Linked DNA regions of Homo sapiens: all the other regions are linked to region 1. A link is a contact called in ENCODE Hi-C or POLR2A ChIA-PET data. All regions are on one chromosome and are shown on one strand. Each heading gives the region's core, a stretch centred on a gene start or an enhancer-like site at or near the end of the contact. The rest is flanking DNA. Distances are from core to core; before and after follow the strand shown. Region 1 overlaps CLSTN1 (calsyntenin 1). Region 2 overlaps PIK3CD (phosphatidylinositol-4,5-bisphosphate 3-kinase catalytic subunit delta). Region 3 holds the start of PIK3CD-AS2 (PIK3CD antisense RNA 2).

What was found. A loop is a pair of places that touch in the nucleus more often than their neighbours do. ChIA-PET counts read pairs that join two places held with the same protein, here RNA polymerase II (POLR2A). Pooled maps may share reads with other maps.
Region 2: a pooled map shows a loop between it and region 1 (2.1-fold over the local background). The contact joins two enhancer-like sites. A Hi-C loop is called at or near these places in 6 of 50 pooled maps. POLR2A ChIA-PET finds 5 or more read pairs at or near these places in 12 of 52 experiments (AG04450, CD4-positive, alpha-beta T cell, CD4-positive, alpha-beta memory T cell and 8 more).
Region 3: a loop to region 1 is called in a pooled map, with 2.6 times the contacts of the local background. The contact joins the promoter of PIK3CD-AS2 here to the enhancer-like site in region 1. A Hi-C loop is called at or near these places in 2 of 50 pooled maps. POLR2A ChIA-PET finds 5 or more read pairs at or near these places in 5 of 52 experiments (AG04450, GM10248, HEK293 and 2 more).

Annotation. Positions count from the first base shown.
Region 1 is chr1:9,798,304-9,801,725 of GRCh38, forward strand. The region is part of intron 1 of CLSTN1 (calsyntenin 1); the gene reads right to left. Among named protein-coding and RNA genes, the nearest start is that of CLSTN1, 24 kb to the right of the region's middle. Within about 2 kb of position 1,973, at least 4 of the 41 ENCODE cell types and tissues checked have a DNase peak (open chromatin) inside an H3K27ac peak, as active enhancers do; they include CD4-positive, alpha-beta T cell, where a contact is called at or near this core.
Region 2 is chr1:9,703,496-9,706,579 of GRCh38, forward strand. The region is part of intron 2 of PIK3CD (phosphatidylinositol-4,5-bisphosphate 3-kinase catalytic subunit delta); the gene reads left to right. Among named protein-coding and RNA genes, the nearest start is that of PIK3CD-AS2, 17 kb to the left of the region's middle. Within about 2 kb of position 1,381, at least 6 of the 41 ENCODE cell types and tissues checked have a DNase peak (open chromatin) inside an H3K27ac peak, as active enhancers do; they include CD4-positive, alpha-beta T cell, where a contact is called at or near this core.
Region 3 is chr1:9,685,897-9,688,967 of GRCh38, forward strand. PIK3CD-AS2 (PIK3CD antisense RNA 2) reads right to left here and starts at 1,678. Exons shown (of 2, transcript NR_126367.1): 1 at 1,439-1,678. The region is part of intron 1 of PIK3CD (phosphatidylinositol-4,5-bisphosphate 3-kinase catalytic subunit delta); the gene reads left to right. RefSeq lists an enhancer at 1,433-1,602 and silencers at 1,653-1,792, 2,118-2,312.

The DNA.
Region 1 (3,422 bases), core at 723-3,222:
TCACAACAGCCAACAGCCAAAACCATCCTAAAACCTGCATCAACAGATGAACGGACAGACGAAATGCAGTCTATCCAAACAAGGAACCATAAAAGGAATGAAGTACTGATATCCACAACATGTACGAGCCTCAAAAAATTATGAAACTCAGAACATTCAGCTAAGTGAAAGAAACCAGACATAAAAGGTCACGTATCACATGATTCCCCCACTTATATGAAATAGCCAAAATAAGTAAATCCATAGAGACAGAAAGCCGATTAGTGGTTGCCAAGTGCTGGGGGCAGAAGGGAGTAGCAAATGCCTGTTTAATGGGCATGAGGTTTTCTTTTGGGATGACGAAAACATTTTGGAACTAGATAGAGGTGGTAGTTGCACAATGCTGAATGTACTAAATGCCACTGGATTGTACATTTTAAAATGTGATGCTGGGGCTTCCAGTTTCCAGTACAGCATGTTAGGAGATTAGAAGTTGCTAATCTGTCCTAATAACAAGTAAAAAAGCCAAAGAAACTGAAAAATCAAGAACTATTCTTAGATCCCTAAGAGAAGTGAGATCACAAGGCAATTGCTGCCCCCCAAAATTGGAGACAGGCTGCGTGTGATGGCTCGCACCTGTAATCCCAGCACACTTTGGGAGGGCGGGGCAGGAGGATCACTTGAGCCCAGGAGTTTGAGCCCATTCTGGCAACAAAGTGAGACCTCATCTCTTACTAAATCAAAATAAATTAGCCAGACATAGTGGTGCACGCCCATGGTCCCAGCTACTCAGGGAGCAGAGATGGGAGGACCACTTGAGCCCAGGAGGTCGAGGATCCAGTGAGCCCTGATCGTGCCACTGAACTCCAGCCTGGGTGACAGAGCAAGACCCTGTCTCAAAAAAGAAAAAAATACATAAATTTTAAAAATTGGAGACACAGGCAAATACACAAGGAATCACAATTTACAGAGCAGAAACCTCCATGGGAACCGGTGCCAGGGTAGGAAAACCTAAGCTGTAATCGACAAACTGCTGGAGTTCAATGTGCAGAACTCTGAGAGTTAAAAATTCCAGGGAGCCGGGCGCGGTGGCTCACGCCTATAATCTCAGCACTTTGGGAGGCAGAGGCGGGTGGATCACGAAGTCAGGAGATCGAGACCATCCTGGCTAACACGGTGAAACCCCGTCTCTACTAAAAATACAAAAAATTAGCTGGGCATGGTGGCGGGCGCCTGTAGTCCCAGCTACTTGGGAGGCTGAGGCAGGAGAATGGTGTGAACCCGGGAGGCAGACTATGCAGTGAGCCGATATCGCGCCACTGCACTCCAGCCTGGGCAACAGAGCAAGACTCCATCTCCCAAAAAAACAAAAAAAAAATGCCAGGCGCGGTGACTCACGCCTGTAATCCCATCACTTTGAGAGGCCGAGGCAGGCAGATCATGAGGTCAAGAGATCCAGACCATCCTGGCCAACATGGTGAAAACCCGTCTCTACTAAAAATACAAAAATTAGCTGGGCGTGCTGGTGGGTGCCTGTAGTCCTAGCTGCTTGGGAGGCTGAGACAGGAGAATCATTTGAACCCGGGAGGCGGAGGTTGCAGTGAGCCAAGATCGTGCCACTGCACTCTAGCCTGGGTGACAGAGCAAGACTCCGTCTCAAAATAAACAAACAAACAAAAAACCACACATAAATGTAACACGTGGATCAACAAAGAAATATCGAGGAGTTTTAAAATGTTTTGAACTAAATGAAAAAGAAAATATAATTTATCAAAATGTGTGGGATGTAGTGAAAGCAGTGCTTAGTGGAAAACTTAAGCATTTAATACATATATTAGAAAAAAAGAAAGAGCTAAAATCAATCATATAAGCTTCAACCTTAGGAAACTAGAAAAAGATCAGCAGATTAAATACAAAGAGAGCAGAAGAAAATGAAATAAAAACTGAAACAAAAATCAATAAAACTGAAAACAGGAACTCAATAGAGAAAACCAACAAAACCAAAAGCTGGTTTTTTGAAAAGATCAATAAAACTGATAAGCCTCTAGCCAGGCTAACTATGAAAAAAAAAGAGAGAAGACACAAATTCCTAGTATCAGAAATGAAAACAGGAACACCGCTATAAGACCCCATGGATTAAAAAGATACATAAAGGGGCTGGGCATGGTGGTTCACGCCTGTAATCCCAGAACTTTGGGAGGCCGAGACAGGAGGATCACGAGGTCAGGAGATCAAGACCATCCTGGCTAATACAGTGAAACCCCGTCTCCACTAGAAAAAAAAAAAAAAAAAAAAAAATTAGCTGGGTGTGGTGGCAGGCGCCTGTAGTCCCAGCTACTCAGGAGGCTGAGGCAGGAGAATGACGTGAACCCAGGAAGCGGACCTTGCAGTGAGCCATGATCGTGCCACTGCACTCCAGCCTGGGCGACAGAGTGAGATTCCATCTCAAAAAAAAAATAAAAATAAAATAAAATAAATAAATAAGAAAAAAAAATACAAAAAAAATTGGCCAGGAGTGTGGTGGCATGCTCCTGTAATCCCAGCTATTCAGGAGGCTGAGGTAGGAGAATAGCTGGAACCTGGGAGGCGGAGGCTGCAGTGAGCCGAGATTGCACCATTGCACTCCAGCCTAGACAACAGAGTGAGACTCAGTCTCAAAAATAAATAAATAAATAAATAAGAGGCTGGGTGCGGTGGCTCACACCTGTAATCCCAGCACTTTGGGAGGCCGAGGCAGATGGATCACCTGAGATCAGGAGTTCGAGACCACCCTGACCAACATGGAGAAACCCCAACTCTACTAAAAATACAAAATTAGCTGGGCATGGTGGCAAGCACCTGTAATCCCAGCTACTTGGGAGGCTGAGGCAGGAGAATCACTTGACCCAGGCGGCGGAGGTTGCAGTAAGCTGAGATCGTGCCATTGCACTCCAGCCTGGGAAACAAGAGCGAAACTCCATCTCAAAAGTAAATAAATAAGAAATATTATGAACAACTCTATGCCTAAAAATTTGATAACCTAGATGAAATTTATCAATTCCCTGGAAGATACAATCTGCCAAAACTCACCCAAGAAAAAGCAAACAATCTAAATAGACCTGTATCTCTTAGAGAAACTAAATCAACAATTAATAACCTTCCAAAACGAAAAGTACCAGACCCAGATGGGTTCACTGGTGAATTGTACCAAACATTTAAGGAAGAAATTACACCAATTCTCTACAGAAGCAAAGGGAATACTTCCTAACTCATTCTGTGAGGTCACCATTATTGTTCGTTTGTTTTTGTTGAGACAGAGTTTCGCTCTTGTTGCCCAGGCTGGAGCGCAGTGGCACGATCTCGGCTCACTGCAACCTCTGCCTTCTGGGTTCAAGTGATTCTCCTGCCTCAGCCTCCCGAGTAGCTGGGATTACAGGCATGCACCACCATGCCCGGCTAACTTT
Region 2 (3,084 bases), core at 131-2,630, 95 kb before region 1:
TGCGCCCTTCTAGTCACTCCCCCAAACCTGGGGTAACCCCTATTTCTTTTGCCACCATAGATTTATTAATTCTGCCTGTGTTTGTTTCTTTGTACAGTTGGAATCATGAACACATATTTTTTTTGTGGGCAGCTGCTTTTGCCCAGCTTTATGTGTGTGAGAGTCATCGATACTGTTGTGTGGACTTGTAGACTGCTCATTCTCATTGCTATATAACATTCTGCTCAGAAAGAGTATCACACATTATTTTGCCATTCCCCATTCTGTTGATGTGCATTTGGGAAGTTTCCACTTTGGAGCCATCATGAATAGTGATGCCATAGACACTCTTGCCCGTGTCTTTTGATAAATATACATGTATTTGCATTTCTCTGGGGTGTGTACTTTGGAGCGGAATTGCTGGGTCCTAGGGCATAGGCATGTTCAACTTTAGTAGATATTGTCAAACAGTTTTCCAAAGCAGTTGTACTGGTTTGCGTTCTTGGGGCATTTCTGAAGTCCCTGTACTCACTGGCATCTCTGTCCTGTACATATCAGAGAGCTATGGTTCTGGGCTTCATTCAGGGAAGAGTTAGGGCTGGTTGGCCACTGTGCTAGAGAGAGGTTCTTAGCCCAGAGAGACGGAAGGCACTTCCACTTTCTCCTGTCCTGTCTCACTGGTGACAGGACCTGGCATTTGATGTCCTGTGCAGACCAGTCTGATACTTTCTGTATTAGGAATGAGGTTTTCTGTGAAAGTATTTCCCTACATCCCATTTAGGTAAGGTGTAGTTGAAGACTTCATTTCCAGAGTGCTAAGGGGCAGGAGAGTGAGGGGTGTATTTTCCTGGAACCCAGGCTGTGGGTTGGAGTCCCTGGGAGCTCATGCCTCATGTGCTCATCTTGGGCCTCACCAGACTGAGTGGCCAAAGATACCCCTGACTTTCAAAGCCCATGGTCAAAGCCCATTTCATGTCATAAGTGGATTCTCCAGGATTCCTGACTCTCTCCCAAGTTGTTTTTTTGTTTTGCTTTGTTTTGTTTTGTTTTGTTTTTGAGACAGGGTCTCACTCTATTGCCCAGGCTGGAGTGCAGTGGCACAATCTCAGCTAACTGCAACCTCCACTTCCCTGGCTCAAGCAATCCTCCAGCCTCAGCCTCCCAAGTAGCCGGGACTACAGGCGTGAGCCACCATGACCGGCTAATTTTTGTATTTTGTGTAGAGACAGGGTTTTACCATGTTTCGCAGGCTGGTCACCAATGCCTGAGCTCAAAGTGATCCACTGGCCTCAGCCTCCCAAAGTGCTGGGATTACAGGCGTGAGCCACCACGCCCAGCCGGTCCCCCAAGTTTTGAAACAAAAGGAAGACTTTGGCTTGGCCATTCTCAGCAAGAGGAACCCAAAGTAGGATGTGGTTTTGCAATTGGAGGAAGTGGCGACCAGCAGTGGCAGTGCCTAGAGATGTGCAGCTCTCGCTCCTCAGGGCAGCTGGGGTCCAGCTGACGGTGAGGCCTGGGCCCAGCCGGCGCTGCCACCCAATCAACACCTGCCTTCAACCAAATATTTCTTTTCAACTGTTTTTACAAGTCTTTAAAATCCAAGAGAATGTGATCTTTAAGTAGAGAAGTCTTTGCTTAAAGAATAAAAATCATAAATCATAAAGGCAAAGATTGATAATTTGACCGCATCAACATTAAAAACTTCTACTCACCAGGCTGGGCATGATGGCTCATGCTTGTAATCCCAGCACTTTGGGATACTGAGGCCAGTGGATCACTTGAGCCCAGGAGTTTGGGACCAGTCTCTACTAAAAACATATATTTTTTTAAAGTCTCTATTAAAAATACCAAAAAAAAAAAAAAAAAAGGAAAAAAAAAAGGGTGTAGTGGCATACGCCTGTAGTCCCAGCTACCTGGGAGCCTGAGGTTGGGAGGATCACCTGAGCCTGGGAGGTTGAGGCTGCAGTGAGCTGTGATTGCGCCACTGCACTCCAGCCTGGATGACAGAGTGAGACCCTGTCTCCTAAAACAAAACAAAACAGCAACAACAAAAAACCTTCTACTCACCAAAAAGACACCATAAGCAAAGCAAAAAGATGACTCAGATTAGAAAATATTTCCCGCTCATTCAACCAACAAAGGAATGGAATCTAGAATATATAAAGAAATCCTACAAAGCATTAAAAAAGATTAAGTAACCCCACAGGAAAATGGGCAAAGTTTATAGTAAGTAGGCTATTTGTAGAAAATAAAGGTTTTATGGAAAATCAGGGAAATGCAAATTAAAACGAGATAATTTCATTCACATCAAATTGGCAAAAATGAGTAAATTTGACAATACCAAGTGTTGACCAATATCTGGAGATTGATCTCCATACCACAGTTCTGAGATTGCTGACGGGCACCACCGTCTTGAGGACAGTGTGGTGATATTTAGTAAAGTTAATGGTGTGGTTATACCGATCGTAGGTTATGCCACATGTGTCTCTTGAGCACTTGAAATGTGGACAGTGTGAGGAATGGAATTTTAAAACATTTAATTTAATTTAAAATTGCTGTTGATTCATTTATTGGAATTTTTTTTTTTTTTTTTTTTTTTTGGTAGAGACAGAGTTTTGCCATGTTGCTCAGGCTGGTCTCAAACTCAAGCAATCCACCTGCTTTGGCCTCCCAAAGTGCTGGGATTACAGGCATGAGCCACTGCGACCAGCCTTAAGTGTGTTTAGAACAAACTGGGTCTGGCTAGGAGCTCACACCTGTAATGCCAGCACTTAGAGAGGCCGAGGTGGGAGGATCACTTGAGCCCAGGAGTTCGAGACCAACCTGGGCAACATAGCAAGACCCTGTACCTCAAAAAAAAAAAAAAAAGTTAGCAGGGCATGGTGGCACAAGCCTGTAGTCTCAGCCACTCAGGAGGCTGAGGCTGGAGGATCGCTTGAGCCCAGGAGTTGGAGGGTGCAGTGAGCTATGATTGTGCCACTGTACTCCAGCCTGGGCAACAGAGTAAGACCCTATCTCAACAGAAAAAAACAACAAAAACCTGGGTCTGTGAACCTACTTTTCACCTGTAGATTGGATAAAATCTACATTCAGATCAAGTATTTC
Region 3 (3,071 bases), core at 428-2,927, 110 kb before region 1:
GTCCCCACTCAGCAGTGGTGTCTTACCTGACCACACCTAGAAATGCTGAATGCCAATTTGAGTTAGAAAGAGAATAGCAGAATTCCAGCCAGGTTGGAGGCTAGGATATTGGTGAGCATTTGGGAGAAGCTGAGATTTCATCACAGCAAAAGTGTGATGAAATCACACATCACAAAGTGTCAGGAGAGGGAGAAGTGACTGATGCAGCAAATACTCTTCCATCTTCTAGGGCTCCTTGAAGGGAACAAGGGCTCCAATGAGTGGGAGCAGAGGCTCATTTGGTTTCCTGCCTTATGTTTTGGGATTTAACAAGAGGATTGGCCCTTTTAGTAGCAAGTAGAGGAGCAGGAATCTAATTTCTTGGCTCCATCATAGCTCACCGCAGACTTCTGGGCCAAGCAATCCTTCTCCCTTGGCCTCCTAAGTAGCTAGGACTACAGGCAAATGCCACCATGCCAGGCTAATTTTCTTTTTTTTTTTTTTTTAGTAGAGACGAGGTCTCACTGTTTTGCCCAGGTTGTTCTTAAACTCCTGGCCTTAAATGATCCTCCCACCTCGGCCTCGCAAAGTGCTGAGATTACAGGCGTGAGCCACCGTGCCCGCCTTAATTTACTCTGATTTTTCTTTTCTTTTTAAAATAGAGACGGGGGTCTCACTGTGTGGCCCAGGCTGGTCTTGAACTCCTGGGCTCAAGTGATCCTCCTGCCCTGGCCTCCCAAAGTGCTGGGACTACAGGCGTGAGCCACTGTGCCAGGTCTACTCTGATATTTAACAGTGGTAAAATTCATTTATCCACTAAATGACTTTATTTATACTCTCACTTAATTTCAGAAAGGACTGAAGGTACCTGAGCTGTGAACAAAGAATCAGAGACTGGTTTTTCCTCCATCTCTGCCACTAACTAGTTGTGCCACCTGGGGCAAGTCACTTGGTCTCCTTGTGTCTGTTATCCATGTGTGAGAGCCAATACTTAATATGAGTGCCAGGCACTGTTCTAGAGATTTTCCATGCATCTGTATTCACTCTTTTAATTCTTCTCTACACAATTTATTAAGGTCTCTATCTTTTTAGAGTTTGTCAGGGCAGTTCCAGTTCATCGTGGCAATACAAGAAAGTCACTTTTGGGGGCTTTTGCCATTTCAAAGAATCTTGGATTTTTCTCTGGGCTCCAGAGACACCCGTGCCTGACACCCCCAATTTGAACCCCCAGCGGATCATTGGGTTCCATTGCTGATGGGGACCTTGTGTTTGAGCTTGACTTTCCCTCCATCCATGCTGGAGATAAACGGAAGTCTTCGCGCAGGGGGACGATTGCAGGACGGGGCCGCTAGGGAGGAGGGCTCCCACACGTGGGGAATGGGGGTGGAGGAACCGCTGAAGCTCGTCTGCCCTTTGGAAAATCTCGTTGGTGTCCTAGCCCTGGGATCATTGTACTTACCAGGTTGGGGGGCTCTGCACCCAGAACTCCTCCCAGCCTCTGTCTGCCCGTCCAAGGTCCGGCGTGACTTCCGGTGGCTGATTTCTCATCTTGGGGAAATCCCCGCCCTGGGGGGGTCCGGTGTGGCCTGCAGGGAGCCTGACTCACCCGTCGGCTGAGTCAGGGGGTCCCAGCTGCCCTCGGATGTCTGCTGCACCGCTCCCCTCCCTCAGGCGGGGGACGGCAGGAAGGAGGGAGAGATGGGAGGGCGTGGGGGCGGGGCCGGGGGCGGTCTCCAGCCCCCGGCCCGGGCTCCGCCCTCTCCCGGGATCTGTGAAAGCACAGCCAGGGTGCGGGCGGGTGAGTGCCCACCTGGTGCAGGGTGTGAAGAGCGAGAGCGCGTGTATGAGCACGAGCGTCTGTGGTCTCTGTGTGTCCGTTTACATGATTGCGCCTGTGTCTGTGTGTGCGCATCTGCATGCGTGTCTTTTTGAGTGAATGTCTGTGTGTGACTTCTAGGGACGGCCAGGGAAGAGGAGTGTCCCCTCCCACCCTGGCCCCCCGTCTTCTCATCCTGGACTCCCTCTCTTCTCTCTCCTCCTTGGGGGGTGCTCTGGGCATCCGGGACCCCTGGCAAGGCTGCCGGGTGCTGGGAGGACGCAGAGGCCGCCGAGGGCGGAGGGAAGCGTCAGGCCTGGCTGCGCGCGCCCTGGCTAGGGAGCTCCGAGTCCCGGCCGCCTGGTCCTTTCATTCTGGGCTTCTTCGAGATTCTCGAGGGCTTCCAGCCGGCAGTGTTTTCTCCTTGCCGTCTTCTCAGGCACGAGGAAGGCTCCTGGAGCTCATCTGCCTGGGATGGGCGGCCCTGCCTTGACCTCACGTGCAGCAATTAGGACCACCAAGGAGTGTTCTTCAAACCACCTTCTACCACCCCGCGGGACACGCCAGGGCTGATTCTGGTGCTCGCACCCCGCTTCCTCCTCTGCGTTCCCCTGTGGCAAAGGTTTGTCTTGGGCTGTGGACCCGAAAGAATATTCTAAGGGGAGATGGGCTCTTGCAGAGCAAGAGGGGTATGGTTTCAGCACCAAACTAAACTGGTGCCAGCGCTAGCTCTGCCCAAGAGGCTGTGCAGACAGTGTTTGTGTGAGTACGTGAGGGTGAGAGTCCCTGCCCGCCTAGCTTCGGCTTCCCCACTTACAACCAAGGGAGAACAACATCTATCTTACAGTGTAGATGCCTGGATAAAAACTGGAGCGCCTGGCCGAGCACTTTGGGAGGCTGACGCGGTAGGATGGCTTGAGCCCAGGAGTTCGAGACCAGCGTAGGCAACATAGTTAGACCCCCGCCTCTACAAAAAATTTTAAAAAATTAGCTGAGTGAGGTGGTGCGCACTTGAGGTCTCAGCTACACGGGAGGCTGGGGTGAGAGGATCGATTGAGCCAGAGAGGTAGAGGCTACAGTGAGCTATGATCGCACCACTGCACCCCAGCCAGGGCAACAGAGCAAGACCCTGTCTCAAAAACAAAAACACTGGAGCGCCCAGAGTTTTTTTTAAGTGCGGGACAAGGATTGTCTCGGTGTTGTTACTGCACGCACACCGCCCGTTGTAATGGATAGATGCATTAGTGAAAGTGCTAGGTACACTCATTTATTTTCT